Linked DNA regions of Mus musculus: region 1 is linked to region 2. A link is a contact called in ENCODE Hi-C or POLR2A ChIA-PET data. All regions are on one chromosome and are shown on one strand. The core of a region is the stretch at or near the end of the contact, and the rest is flanking DNA. Distances in the headings are between cores, read along the strand shown.

The links. Hi-C counts contacts between places; a loop is a spot of excess contacts on that map. ChIA-PET counts read pairs that join two places held with the same protein, here RNA polymerase II (POLR2A).
Region 1: a map of left cerebral cortex shows a loop between it and region 2 (2.2-fold over the local background). The contact joins the promoter of C630004L07Rik here to the promoter of Fbxo42 in region 2. A Hi-C loop is called at or near these places in 1 of 37 maps with a recorded cell type or tissue (left cerebral cortex). POLR2A ChIA-PET finds 5 or more read pairs at or near these places in 2 of 5 experiments (Patski and embryonic stem cell).

Annotation. Positions count from the first base shown.
Region 1 is chr4:141,240,153-141,246,557 of GRCm38, forward strand. C630004L07Rik (RIKEN cDNA C630004L07 gene) reads right to left here and starts at 4,738. Exons shown (of 2, transcript NR_165245.1): 1 at 4,643-4,738. It overlaps Arhgef19 (Rho guanine nucleotide exchange factor (GEF) 19), which reads left to right. Exons shown (of 18, transcript NM_001379647.1): 2 at 480-592; 3 at 4,666-4,814; 4 at 6,023-6,405. The coding sequence starts at 6,052.
Region 2 is chr4:141,146,456-141,153,035 of GRCm38, forward strand. It overlaps Fbxo42 (F-box protein 42), which reads left to right and starts at 1,467. Exons shown (of 10, transcript NM_172518.3): 1 at 1,467-1,724.

The sequences.
Region 1 (6,405 bases), core at 3,488-5,987, 97 kb after region 2:
AGCAAGCATTCATACAATGTAAAGGAAATCGTATTTAAATTTTTATTTTATTATTCTTTATGTGTATGAGTGTTTTGCCTGCGTGTTCACCACATATGTACCTAGTACCCACAGGGACCAAAAAAGGGCGTCAGATGCCCTAGATGGAGTTATAGACAGTTGTAAGGTACCATGTGGATGCTAGGAACCTAACCCGGGTCCTCTGCACGAGCGGTTCTCTTAACCATTGAACCATCTCTCCAAATCCAAATAAATATTTTTCAAAAAAAAAATTATTGCCAAGCTGCATCCTTGTTATCAAGCCCTCAGAAGGTGGAAACAAAAAGGTCACGGGTTCAAAGTCATCCTTGGCTATAAATCGAGCTCAAATCAAGCCTGGACTGCGTAGTAAGTTTGAGGCCAGCCTAAGCTACATAGGAGACTCTGCCTGGACAAAACTAAACAGAAAGATTAATCATTTTCTGGTCCCCTTTCCCCAGTTCCTTCTGATCTTCCTGCCTTTGGCAGCCTGGCTCCAGTGGAATGTGCCCGCTGTGGTACCTAACAAGTTCAAGGAGAGGTCCTGGCGGTCCATCAAGAGGCGCTGCTTTAGGTCAGTAAGACTTTGGACTCTGGCCCCACCCACATCTGGCTGATTACGCCTCCTAATTGCCCCCACGTCCTGGCTCCTCCCTTTCAAGCCCCGCCCGCTAGAGTGGAGCAAGGATTGGCCAGGCTCCTTTACAATAGTCTTGCCTTCGACACGCCCCCTTTTACCTTGAACTTTCACGGGGCCGAGAGAGCTTCCCTCCTCCAGGAGTGCCTGCTCCACCCGACCCGGTGCGAAAGAAACACAATTTCCTAAGCTTTTTTTCTAGGGCTCCCGCCTTGGCCCCAACCCAAGGTCCAAACCCTCTGGTTTCCAGCGAGGGGCCAGGGCAGTGCCTCTTGGGAGGAATAGTCAGTTGGCGTTTTCTTCTCCACATCCCCTCTTCCTGCTCTACATTGACACAACTCTATCGCTCCCACTCACTCTGGACAGTGTCGTCTCACGGTGTAATGGTCCTTAGGTGGAGTAGAGGACCCCGCTTTGAGCTTAAAGTCATCAACTAGAAGCTAAAGAACCCACTCTGAGGGAGGGTTCACTGGGGTCTGGGCATGAAGTTTAGCAGGCCTATGGTATAGGAAGATTAGGGAACGGGCTTAGCTTAGCAACCCTGGAGATTGAAGATCAGGTGGTAGAGTGCTCGCCTGCAAAGGAGAGGTTCTGAGTTCAAGCCCCAACACTGTGTAAACTGGTGCTCGCTGTGATCCCAGCACTCAAAAGGTAGAGGCAGAAAGCTCAATATCCCAAGCTCGTCCTCACCTACATACCAAATTTTTCAGGGGAAAGGATGTGGAAGGGAGGTCAGCCAGGTGTCTCCCAGCACACCAGTCAGTGAGTGGCTAAGGAGGTTGGCAAGTGATGGTGCCAGATGAGTCTGGGTTTCATACTGATTATGATTATTCTCTTTCTTTTTTTCTTTGTGTTGACTTATTCATTTTTATTTTTCTATATGTGTGAGTTTTGCCTGCATGTCTGTAAGTGTATGGACCACATACATGCCTAGCGTCCAGGAAAGCCAAGAGAAAGTGTCAGATCACATGGTTGTGAGCCGCCATATGGGTATCAGGGACTGAGTCTGGTTTCTCTGCAAAGGCAGCAAGTGTTCCTAACCACTGAGCCATCTCTCCAGCCCCCATGTCGTTCTTGTTAACAATGCTCCTAGAGCTTTGGTTTCACCATCTGGAAGAGGTGATGGGACGTCACGGATGGGAGAGTACTCGTGTTTAGGGGTACAAGCCTCAGGTACTCAGCTCCTGAGTGGTAGCCGTCACAGTGTGGGCTTCAGAGGGTCGTAACGCACAGTAGGTAGACCCATGCTTTGCACACAGGAAGCGTACAGGCTTTCAACACTGGGGGCGTCGTCCTTGCAGCTTACCCTCCATACTCTGGGAATCTCACCCGCTTGCCAATTGCAAGGCGCTCACACACATAACAGGCGCTCACACCCAATCCAGAAACTGGGAGGAAGTGGCTTTACCTTTTCGGCAGGCTTGGCAAAGTCGTGTGCCTGGCACAGATCATGGAGCAACCCGCCATCACTATAGAGGCTTCCTTGACCTCAGCTGTGTCATTGACCTTACTAAAACTCCCTGTGGGCTGCTGCTCTCTATGAAGGTTCACTGGGGATGCACATGCTGAAGACCTAAAGGTTGGTCATTGCAGCAGGAAAGAGCCACTGGTGGGGAGTGGCCACCTGACTTCTGTCCCCCCAGCTATGCAGCTGAGTGTTCCTAATTTACAGATGTGGCTCATGGGGGAGGGGCGGGGGAGTGGCAGAGGAGGTCTCAAGATCCCCGAGAAGGGATTCCAGATTTGGAGCTTCCAGGACGTCCTCCACTCCCACAAAGTCCCCGCCCATACCTAGGACCTGGGAAGCTCCAGAGAGAGAAAGAGAGAGAGAGGGGTGGCCCACCTCCAAGGAGCAGATCCCAGCTAACCCCATCTTTAGGCAGTTGTCTGGGGTCCCTCCGAGCTTCTGGGAGGCATAGGGCTCCCATTGTTCCAGCCCCCTCTTGTACCTGACTGGCCAAACCGGTTCTGGGGAAGGGGGGCGGGGAGCAGGCACGTTGAGACAGCCGCCTGCCTCTGCAAGGCTCCCTCCCCCTCGCCTCCCCCCTCCCTGCCCCACACAATACCCAGGAGCTTACATTGCCCGGCCTTGGAGCCATGCTGACATGGTCCTCTGAGGACTTGGCTACAACCCCATTGCCCCCAGGGTGGCCTGGAGCCCTGGACTGTACCAGCAGCTTGACGGAGGAGCTCCCCGGCTGAGGTAGGGCCCTGGGTCAGCAACCGTCCTCCCCTTCCTGTATCCCGAGGGAGTCCTTTGTGCTGTCTGCCTGCTGTTTCTGGCTTCAGTCCATTCTTGCCTTCCTGGGACTTTGCTTGGCTTGGAACCCCCTTTCTGGCCATGACCTCCAACTAGGTTTTGTCCCTTAAGGAACAAGGGAATCTGGCAGGGTCTGTTCCTCTGAGCAGGCAGCCAAAGGGCATGGAGCAGGGAGGGAGGGAGGGCTGGGTACCAGGGCCAGAGGTGCTGTCCCAGACAACAGCAGTGCCTAGGGATGCTCTGGCAACTTGCTAGGCAGGCTGGTTACCCTCTCTAACTAGTAGAGACCATCCCTTGGCCTCTGCCGATCCTTCTCAGCCTGCAGAGACACCTATGAAACAGGTTTCATAAAGGGGGACCTGAGGGTCACCTGTCACATGAGGATACCAAGGCCTGAGGATGGGCTTGGTCAGTGTCAACACAGGACCTCAAACCCTGGTTTCCAGAGGGATCCTTGCTTCAAGAGCTCTAGTGTGTCCTGGGGTCACATCTGGGTACCCAGCCACCTGAAGTCCCTGAGACTTTCATTTTTATATTATCATCAGAGAAGTGCTACCCAGTATTAAACCCAGCTCTGGACCTAAATCACTAACATCAGCGTTGGGTGGTCTGCATCCTGAGAAGCTACTGGGCTGGCGCCCCAGCTTGACAGGCAACTCCCATGTCCTCTTCCTGACACTCTGCTTGGCTTGGAACCCCTGTCTAGCCATGACCTTTCCAGGCCTGAGCACTGTGGAAGCAGACCAGCTTGCCCACCCCTGACACATCTCTTTATCCTGTCTTCCTGAAAGCCCTTAGCTCCTCCTTCAGCCTTCTCCTCTGAGGTCTGAAGATGCTTCTGCCTTAAGATCTGATGTTTTGCTTATTTAACTTCATAAATCATGGTGGACAGGAGTTGTTCTCCGGGGGGCGTGGAGGGGGGATTCTAGGCCCGAGTATGCACTTACACCTAAAAGAGACCTGTGTGCTGGACAGGAGCTGACTCTGCCCCCCTTCTGCTTGCTCCTACTACTGGCTGCTGGCCCAAGGCATCCTCCACCAAAAAGTGAGATGACACTCAGGGGACCGCCTACCAGAGACAAGGCTCACAGTGCCCTGTACCTGAGGCATTGCTGTTAATTCTTGTATTAGCATCAGGAAGTGGGTACCAACTCTCCTACTTTAGGTTGAGTGAGCTACCCAGATTAGTACTTATAGACCTAAGGGACAAGGGCTAAACAAGGGAGTGAGGTACAGCAGTTTTTTGGGAGAGAGCCCCTGAGAAACAGCCAGCCTCTCCCTCAATCCCCCCCAAACTGAGAGAAGAAGCTGGGGTACAGTGGGGAGCCCCAACTCTCATATACCAGACGCACCCTGATGTTGCTGGTTCCGGCCTGGGGTCAATGCTCCATCTTTTTGTACTGAGTCCTTGAGGGTTTGAACCTTGCAACAGTAAGCTGGGATCTCCTCCAGGAAGCCTTCCTGGCATACTGAGACTGGACTGGGCCCAGCCCCCTTCTGTGTTAGTGCCTGTGGTTTGCTTCATGCCAACTCAGATTCTAACAGCTTTTGTTTCGGCTCTTCCACCAGGCAACCCCACTGAGCTATTATTTCTTCACCCCAGTCAGTCTCCCTGTGTTTGTTTGTTTGTTTGTTTTCGGGACTTCTCATCTGCCTGGGAATCTGGACCAGTCTGAGATTTGAGGTGTCTCAGCCTCAGCCTGTCCCCGGGGCCTCAAGGGTCTCACCCTCTGTGGTTTCTCTTCTTCAGAGTCTCCAGAGCCAGTTCCTGAGCTGTTGTCTCTAAGGCCGCCATTTCTCTGGGTCTCCCTCTTATTTCTGCCAGACTGGGCACTGCCCCTTTGGCCAAGGGGCCTCTGCAGGGGTCCTCGCTGCCCAGACTGCCCACAGCGCAACCAGGCAAGTGTAGGCCCCCGCCCAGCCCCAGCCCGCTGCCTGCTCCCTCCCTCTCTTTGCCTCACCACAGGGTTTGATGAATCAAACTCTTTGTCTGGGTGGGATCTCCCCCAGCCAGCTGGGCAGAGACAGGGCTTCCCTGCCGGAGCAGGCAGGCGGCAGCAGCTTCAGCTGAAGAGGTGAGGGGCAAGAGAGAGGCCACAGAGGGCCCAGGGCAGAGGTTTGAGGGTCTTGGACCACTGGGCTCACCATCCCGCCCTGGGGTGCTGGCACACTGCCCAGGGATGGCGTCCTGCCCAGAAACGGCCCATTCTGCCTGGCTTGATCCAGTGTCTGGGAGCTGGAATGGGGATAAACCCCTCAGTCACCCCAAACTGGGGATTGGGCATCTCTCTGCTCTTTCCTGGGAGGGACTAATCTGGGTGGTGGCCCTCCTGCCAGTCTGTGACCCTCCCAGCCAGCTTGGCAAGGCTGTAGGCATCACTCAGCGTGAAGGGCCTCAAGTCTGGGTATGGAAGGGGTTGGATAACTTCAGAATGAGACATTGGGGGCTGTGTGTATCTGCATCCTGGAATGTGCGTACATGCCTGGAACTTGTGTGTGTGTGTGTGTGTGTGTGTGTGTGAGAGAGAGAGAGAGAGAGAGCGAGAGAGAGAGAGAGAGAGAGAGAGAGTAAGAGAAAAATCTAAGCTTGTGTAACAAACTAAACCAAACCAAAAAAAACAAAAAGGATGTGACTGGTGACTGTATACCGGGTACTGGAGTTTGACATGTTTCAAGTTATCTGTGAAACTATGTTTGCCAGAAGAAAATGTGGGTCTGTGTGCTGGAGCATGAATTCGTGTGACAGTGTATGTTATCTGTATGTCTGGTCACATGTCCACATGTGAGAGAATTTCCTAGGTGGCTAAGAACGCAGCTTTGGAAGCCGTGACACCTGTGTGAGAATCCTGGCTCTGCCATTTGGCTCTCTCACCTACAGGCGTCAGTTCCTTAAGTCAGTCGATGGAGATTAAATGAGATGCTATGTGGGTGCTTCCTCATCTGCTAAGTGCTGGTGATTCCTACTGGCGTTTATTAAACAGACATGTGAGTGTATCTGTGTCCTGTGCACATGTGTGCATGAGGGTCTGTGCGGGCCTCCAGGACATGGTGGCTCACTGTCCCTCCCTGTCGTACTATATCTGGGTCTGACACCTTCTCTCCTGCAGGCCCAGGAGGGTGACAGAGTAAAGAAGGAATGGACTGTGGGCCACCTGCAACCCTCCAGCCTCACTTGGCTGGACCACCTGGCACCGCCCGTCGCCCAGTAGCTGTGTGCCAGCAGGAGAGCCTGTCCTTCGTGGAGCTGCCTCCGAGCCGACTGTGTGTGGATCTCTTTCCCATTGCTCCAGAGGAGCTGCAAGCTCCCGGTAGCCGCTGGTCCCTGGCAACCCCTGCCCCTCTCCAAGGACTGTTATGGCCGACGTCCCCAGGAGGCCCAGATACCCATATCGCCTCCACCAGTGGAGGAATGAGACCCGGCAGGGCTGGCAGCTGGCCTCACTGTCCTGGTGCCCAGCCCCCAACTCTGGTGGAACCGTGGAGTTCTCAG
Region 2 (6,580 bases), core at 217-2,716:
AAGGCATGCACCACCATGCCTGACGGTAAACAGATTCTTATTGCTGGGCTATCTCAACCTAGCGTGAGTTCTTAGAACATGTTATAACTTAGATTACAGGGCTGGAGAGACGGTCAAGACATGTACTGCTCTTGCAGGACCACCCAGGTTCAATCCCTAGCACCCACATGGCGGTGGTAGGGTCACAACTGCCTATAATTCCAGTTCCAGGGGATCTGACACCCTCTACTAGCCTCTAAGGGCACCCACACACGTGGTGCACAAGATATGCTCAGGCACACGCAATATTTACTGTATGTATGTTCACAAGTGTCATTGTTTGAGAATGAAGATCAGGGTGGAAACTGTGGGAGTTGGCATTGGTTTTCTCCCTCCATCATGTAGGTTCTAGGCATTGAACTCGGGTCTTCAAGCTTGGGGGAAGCACCCTTACCTGCTGAGCCATTTTGCAAGCCAAGACTTCTTTCTCTTTTTCTTTGAGACAGGGTCTCATTATGTAGACCATGCTGGCCTTGAACTCAGAAATCTACTTACCTCTGCTTCCCAAGTGCTGGGATTAATAGTCAACCACCATGCCAGGGCAATGGAATTTCTTAGTTTCTCACTTACTGCGTGCCAGAGTTTTTTCTAATGTTTATATGAGGAACATAAATGTTTTTTTTAGATTGAGGTTCCTCAAAGTAGATTCAAACTCCTGGATCAAGCAATTCTCGCCCTTAAACCTCCTGCATAACTGGACTTAAAGGAGTGTCACCAAGCCTCGTGGTACTTTTGACCTAGTACCACGTCTCACGGGCTATACAAGCCTAGGTCTACTTTATCCCAGGGCTATTCGCTTGATGTCTCAGAATGCTCCAATTGCACAAGAGCTTGAGCTCTCTATGTCTGGCATTTCCTTAAACCACATCTGCAGGGATGGGTTCTAGAAGGTTCTCACCTACACACAGCTTTCTTGAAGTGAGACTCTTTTGTGGGAGCGGGACCCCACTCCTCGGTGATGGCCACACTGGGAAGCACAGAGAAACACACAGGCTTGTTTCCTCCCAGGCTCCGCTCTACACCGGGAGTTTTGAGACTGGGTTTCCTCTTTTTTTTTTTTTTTTTTAAAGTTGGTAGCAACATAGCTGCTGCTACAGTTTCCAGAGGCTCCAACGCCGGGAGCTTCCTCTCCCTGGGGATATCTAAAAGGCACTTCCGTTCCCCATTGCCCTTTCTCTACGCTCAACCCGTGGGTACCTGGGGGCACAAGTGCCTTAATCTAAGTCTGCACTATCAAACAATCGGAAAAACAGCTCAGATACCAGCGCTCAGCCGCGCCGATCCTGATAAGAGTCCTAGAAAGCTCCGCGCCCTCGGCCCTTCTCAATATGGCGCCGCCCAGCGGCCGCCGCGCGGAAGGCCGGTCACGCTGACGTGTGTGCGCGCGCGCGCGCTTCCTCCGCGCCCCGCCTCAGCGCATGCGCACTGCGCGCTGTCGTCTCCCGGTCTGAGCAGCAGCGGCGGTGGCATCAGGGACGGCGGCGGCGGCGGTGGTAGCCGCGGCGGCGTTTGAGTGGAGGAAGATGGCGGCTCCGGGCGACCCCGGGTTCCGCCAGCGGTGAAGATCCCCCGAGCACAGCAAGCACCGGCCTGAGGCAGAGCGGCTGTGCTCTGGCCCCGGCCCTGGCTCCTTCGCCACCGTCGCCGGAGACGCGAAACCGAGAGCGCGGAGCGGTCTGGGCCAGGTGAGGCCTCTCCCGGTGCGGGGCCGCGGCCAGGCGCCGACGCCTCTTGCGCTTCATGCCCGGGGACCCCGGGGCACCCCGAGTCCGGCGCGGGCCCCGTGTCCTGCGCGGGCGTGGGTCTTGGCGGGCCTGGGGTCTTGCTGTCGTCATCCTCGGCTTCCCAGGCTAAGGTGGGGACGTGCGCCCCTTTGCAGCCAGCTCTCGGGATGGGCGCAGACCTGTGCCCTCTCCTCAGCAGGGTGGTCCGGGTCCTCCTCCAGGCCGGGAAAGGATGCGCGGTCAGGGGGTGGAGAATGGCTTTCGGGGTGTCATGGAGCCTCACCCCGCCCCCTGAAACCCTGAAGTCCTCGGTGAAGAGCGGGAGCCCGCTTGCTGCCCTCCTGAATTGGGGCTGCGGCGAGGGGGCCGGCGGGCGTCTCAGAAGCTGCAGCTGCCCAAGAGATGATTTTTTTGGGGAATCGGCTGACGAAATAAAACACAAGCAGTTCCTTCCCTGACCCCTAGCCGTCTGAGTGTTCTCTTAGTGGGAACTGCAGCTCTCCTGGCTGGAGACAGCAGTCCACGTTGTGACTGAAGAAGGCTTGCCCCGGTGAGAATTGTCCGTGGAGGGTGGCAACGAGTTTGTAAATCAAGAAAACCACAATTAGGTGAGAGAGCCTGGTAGCTTCAGCTGAGAAAACTTGAGATGCTGGAGTTGGTTGGAAACCTTTGGAATAAGCCGGTTGCTTTGTCTGTTGGATCCTCGGAGTTTTAGTAGGAAAAGCCATGTTTCGTTTCTCAGTTGCCAAAGCGTTTGGACTTTACAGTGGCAGCGTTCCGATGGATCTAAGATACAGAACCAGACAGACACATTACTGGGTTTCACTTGCCGGAGGCAACACTCGATTATTTTTGTTATTTATTTATTTTTCTCGGAACTTTTTTGTTGTTGTTTAAGTGGTAGTAATTGAGAGTCTTTAGTTTCATTTCTTTAGGGTAGAGAAGATGTTTGATGCCGGGTGGCCTTTTCATGGAGCAAGAATGGCTTCACATGGATTTGTGCTGTTGTGAATTGTCGGGGCCATCTCTTTTGCTTGGACACACCAAACGTCTTTTGTAACACATCGGGTTTTGCTTGTGTTTAAGAATGATGACATCATGGATTTAAAGGGACAAGGATAAATTGGCGAAGAGATACCATCACTTAGAATTCAGTCTGTAGCTCTTAAGCTGGACAGGGATGCCCCTTGTGTCATATTTCTGACAGAGAGTATTCAATTGTCTAGTCTGGTCGGGTGTCCTTTCTGTTGCATGATAATCAGTTTATATCCCGTAGCTGTTTGCTTAAGAAATAAGCCCAATTTACTATAGCATTCATTCTACATTGAACCGTGAGAGCTTTATGTATGCACTTCCCCTTAGTGACAAGTATTAAGTTAAGATGGCAATTAGTTCATTTAATATTAGCTAGCTCTTTGACCATTTTTCCCTTTCTTAAATCCGTTTTCTTTTTTATAGAAGTGTGTAGATCTCCTTAGTATCTTAACTAAAGATGTATGTTGAGCCAGGAGTAGGGACTCAGAGGGCCACTCTGCCTATTATTTTGCTAATAGAGGATTGTGGAATCAGTGGTGGTTTGACATCATGTCATGTCTCTCCCCCCCTACCCCCCCCATCTGTCTCACCGCTGTACTACAGCATCAGGTTTTGGTGGAATGCTGGGACATCATTCACTGCACAGCATTTCGGCTTGTTTCCTTACGTGTCTCAGGTGCAACATGAGAAAGCTCAGGAAAACTGCAAAGGATGGCATGTTTGTTTGTTTGGTTTTAGAGTTACCTTTTTTAGTTTACATTTATGGGTACCTTTGCCAGCATGCCCCTGTATTCCCATTTGCATGCCTAGTGCCTGTATCCATCCCCTGGGAACAGGAGTTACAGACAGTTGTGAGCTGCCATGTGGGTGCTGGGAATTGGACCCAGGTCGTCTAGAGGAAGAGACAGTTTAACTATCTGTCCAGCCCCTGCATTCTTTTTCTTTTAAACACTTATTATTTAAAAAATTGTGTGTGTGTGTGTATGTGTGTGTGTGTGTATGGGGGAGGGGAGGAGAAGGACAGTAGAGAGGAAAAAAATGTCCATGTGTTAGCAGAGGCATCAGATCCCCTGGAGCTGGGGAGTGCCATTTAGTTTGGGTGTTAGGAGAGCAAACTGAATCCTCTGTAAGATCAGAAGGCACTTTTAGCCACTGAGCCATCTCTCCAATCCTAGGATGCTTCTTCAACATTTTATTTATATTTTTGATTTTTTTTTTTTTTTTTTTGAGCAGAGCTTCTCTGTATAGCCTTGACTGCTCTGGAATTCACTCTGTAGACCAGGCTGGCCTTGAACTCAAAGATTTGCCTGCCTTTGTCTCCTGAGTGCCACATATTACAGGTGTGTGCCACCACTGCCCAGCTCCTAGGGTGCTTCTTAGTGTCGAATATCATTTTATGTAGCTGTGTGATGGCTGCCTTCTGTAAAGACCTGGCAAAGGAAAGACTGGCAAAGCCTGGGGTTATAAGCATGCTGAAGTCTCCAGGGAAGCTGTTTAGAGATGAGCTGAGTGACTGTGTTTTCAGGGCATTTTAGTTAGTGAGTTAACAATTCTTAATAAAACCCAAACTCCTTGGTTCAATAATACCGATTCCCACTTTACAAGGTAATTATGTAGATGAAAAGAGATAAGGTTTGTGAAAGTGCTCTCAAAGTGCACACTCTGAAATATGTAAAATAGGTGGTCACAGCAGGGCAGGCCATTGATTCCAGCACTCAGGAGGCAGAGGCAGGCAGATCTCTGTGTGTTTGAGGCCAGCCTGGTCTACATAGTGAGTTCCAGGATAACCAGGGCTTCATAATGAGACTATTATGAAAAAAACTAAACAAAACCCAAACCCAAAAACCAAAACAGTACAAGAGAAATAGAAGGCTATATTTTCAGTAAAATATCTATTAAAAGGTCCTCTATGTGTTGGGCACTGAGGAAGGAGGTACTGATGATTTCCAAGGACAGCTTTTTTTATCTAAAAATTGTTTGAGTCTGGTTGGAAAGCCAGACAAGAAAATCAGTGTGCTTATGGTAGTATAGTAAGTGTGCTCTTCCAACTAGGGGAGAGAAGGGAGGTTCTCAGAGCTTCGCCTAGTCTGTTAGTCATTCCTTTCTTTCTTTTCTTTTCTTTTTTATTATTATATATAAGTACACTGCAGCTACCTTCAGACACACCAGAAGAGGGCGTCAGATCTCATTACAGATGGTTGTGAGCCACCATCTGTAGTTTCTGGGATTTGAACTCAGGACCTTTGGAAGAGCAGTCAGTGCTCTTAACCACTGAGCCATCTCTCCAACCCAGTCATTTCTTTCCTTCATTTATTTATTTTTTATTTTATTTATTTATTTATTTATTTATTTATTTATTTATTTATTTATTTATTTATTTATTTTGAGATAGGATCTCACTACATAGCCCTGGTTGTCTTGGAACTCACTCTGTAGACCAGGCTGGCCTTGAACTCACAGAGATCCGGGATTAAAGGCATGTGCCCCCACCACCAGGCTTGTTTATTTATTTATAGATTTATTTTATGTGTATGGATGTTTTTCCTGCATGTATGTGTATTGAGCATGTGCTTCTTGGTGCCCTCAAGAGTTTAGAAGAGGACATGGAACCCTTCCCCCTACACACACACACACACACACACACACACACACACACACACACACACACACACACACACACTTGGAGTGGAGAATCCAGCTGTTGTTTATTTCTTTCTTGTGTCAGTAAGTAGCTTTTGCTAGTCCGGGGCCTCCCCATCCTCCTCCTGCCTTCCCTAGGGCTGGGATTCTAGGTGTGCATTGCCACGAATGGCTTAGGAATACTTAAAGTCTTTGTCCTGAGTTCTTTCCCCTTTTATTCATTCATCGTCATGATGCTTCCTACACAGCATGCATGCCCCAGTTATAGTTTCTGAACTGTCAACGATCTAGCAGCCTAGGGAGAGTCTGTCTGAGCGAGTCACAGGTGCAGGCAGCAAGCATCCACATTAGTGAACGTTTTGCCGATTCTGAATGAGGCAATTTCTGAGTGACACTTTAAAAAAATTTTTTTTTTGGACAAACTAGCACATGAAGCATTGTGTTTTAGTTGTGGCTTCAGAGATAGTGGTGGTAGTGGTGGTGATGGTGGTGGTGGTGATGGTGGTGGTATGTGCCAGGGATCCAGCCCTGGCCTTGCAAACACTGAGCTATATGCCCAGCCCTGTTTTGTGCTTTTAATTTTTTTCTTTAAGTGTGTATGGGTCCTTTGCCTATATGTATATTTGTGCTATGTGTATGTTTGTGAGCCCGGTGCCCATGGAGGCCGGAAGGCAGCATTGGATCCTGTGAAACTGGGGTTACAGAGGTTTTGAGCAGCCATGTGGTTGCTGGGAACCCATCTCACGTGTTGTGGTCCTGAGCCATCTCTGCAACCCTCTTTCTTTCCCCATTTGTTTGCTTGTTTGGTTTTGTCCTGAGACAAGTTCAGTGGATTCCGAGATGGCCTGGAACTTGTTATCTGTCTTCCTGCCTCCCGCTCTCCAGGCTTGGGATTAGATTCGTGCACTGTGCCCGGCACTGTATAATTTTCACAGGCCTTGAATTTACTGTGTAACAGAAGATGACTGGGGACGTGTGATCCTGTTGTCTCTCCCTTCCTGGTGCCAGGACCACAGGCCTGTGAGTGCCACCAAGCCTGGTGTACGTGCTGAGCATCCAGGTGTGCGCTGTGTGTGCACACTCATTGCGTGCTCCGCCAGCTGAGCCACACACCCAGCCACTCGTCAACCTGCACTGTGACA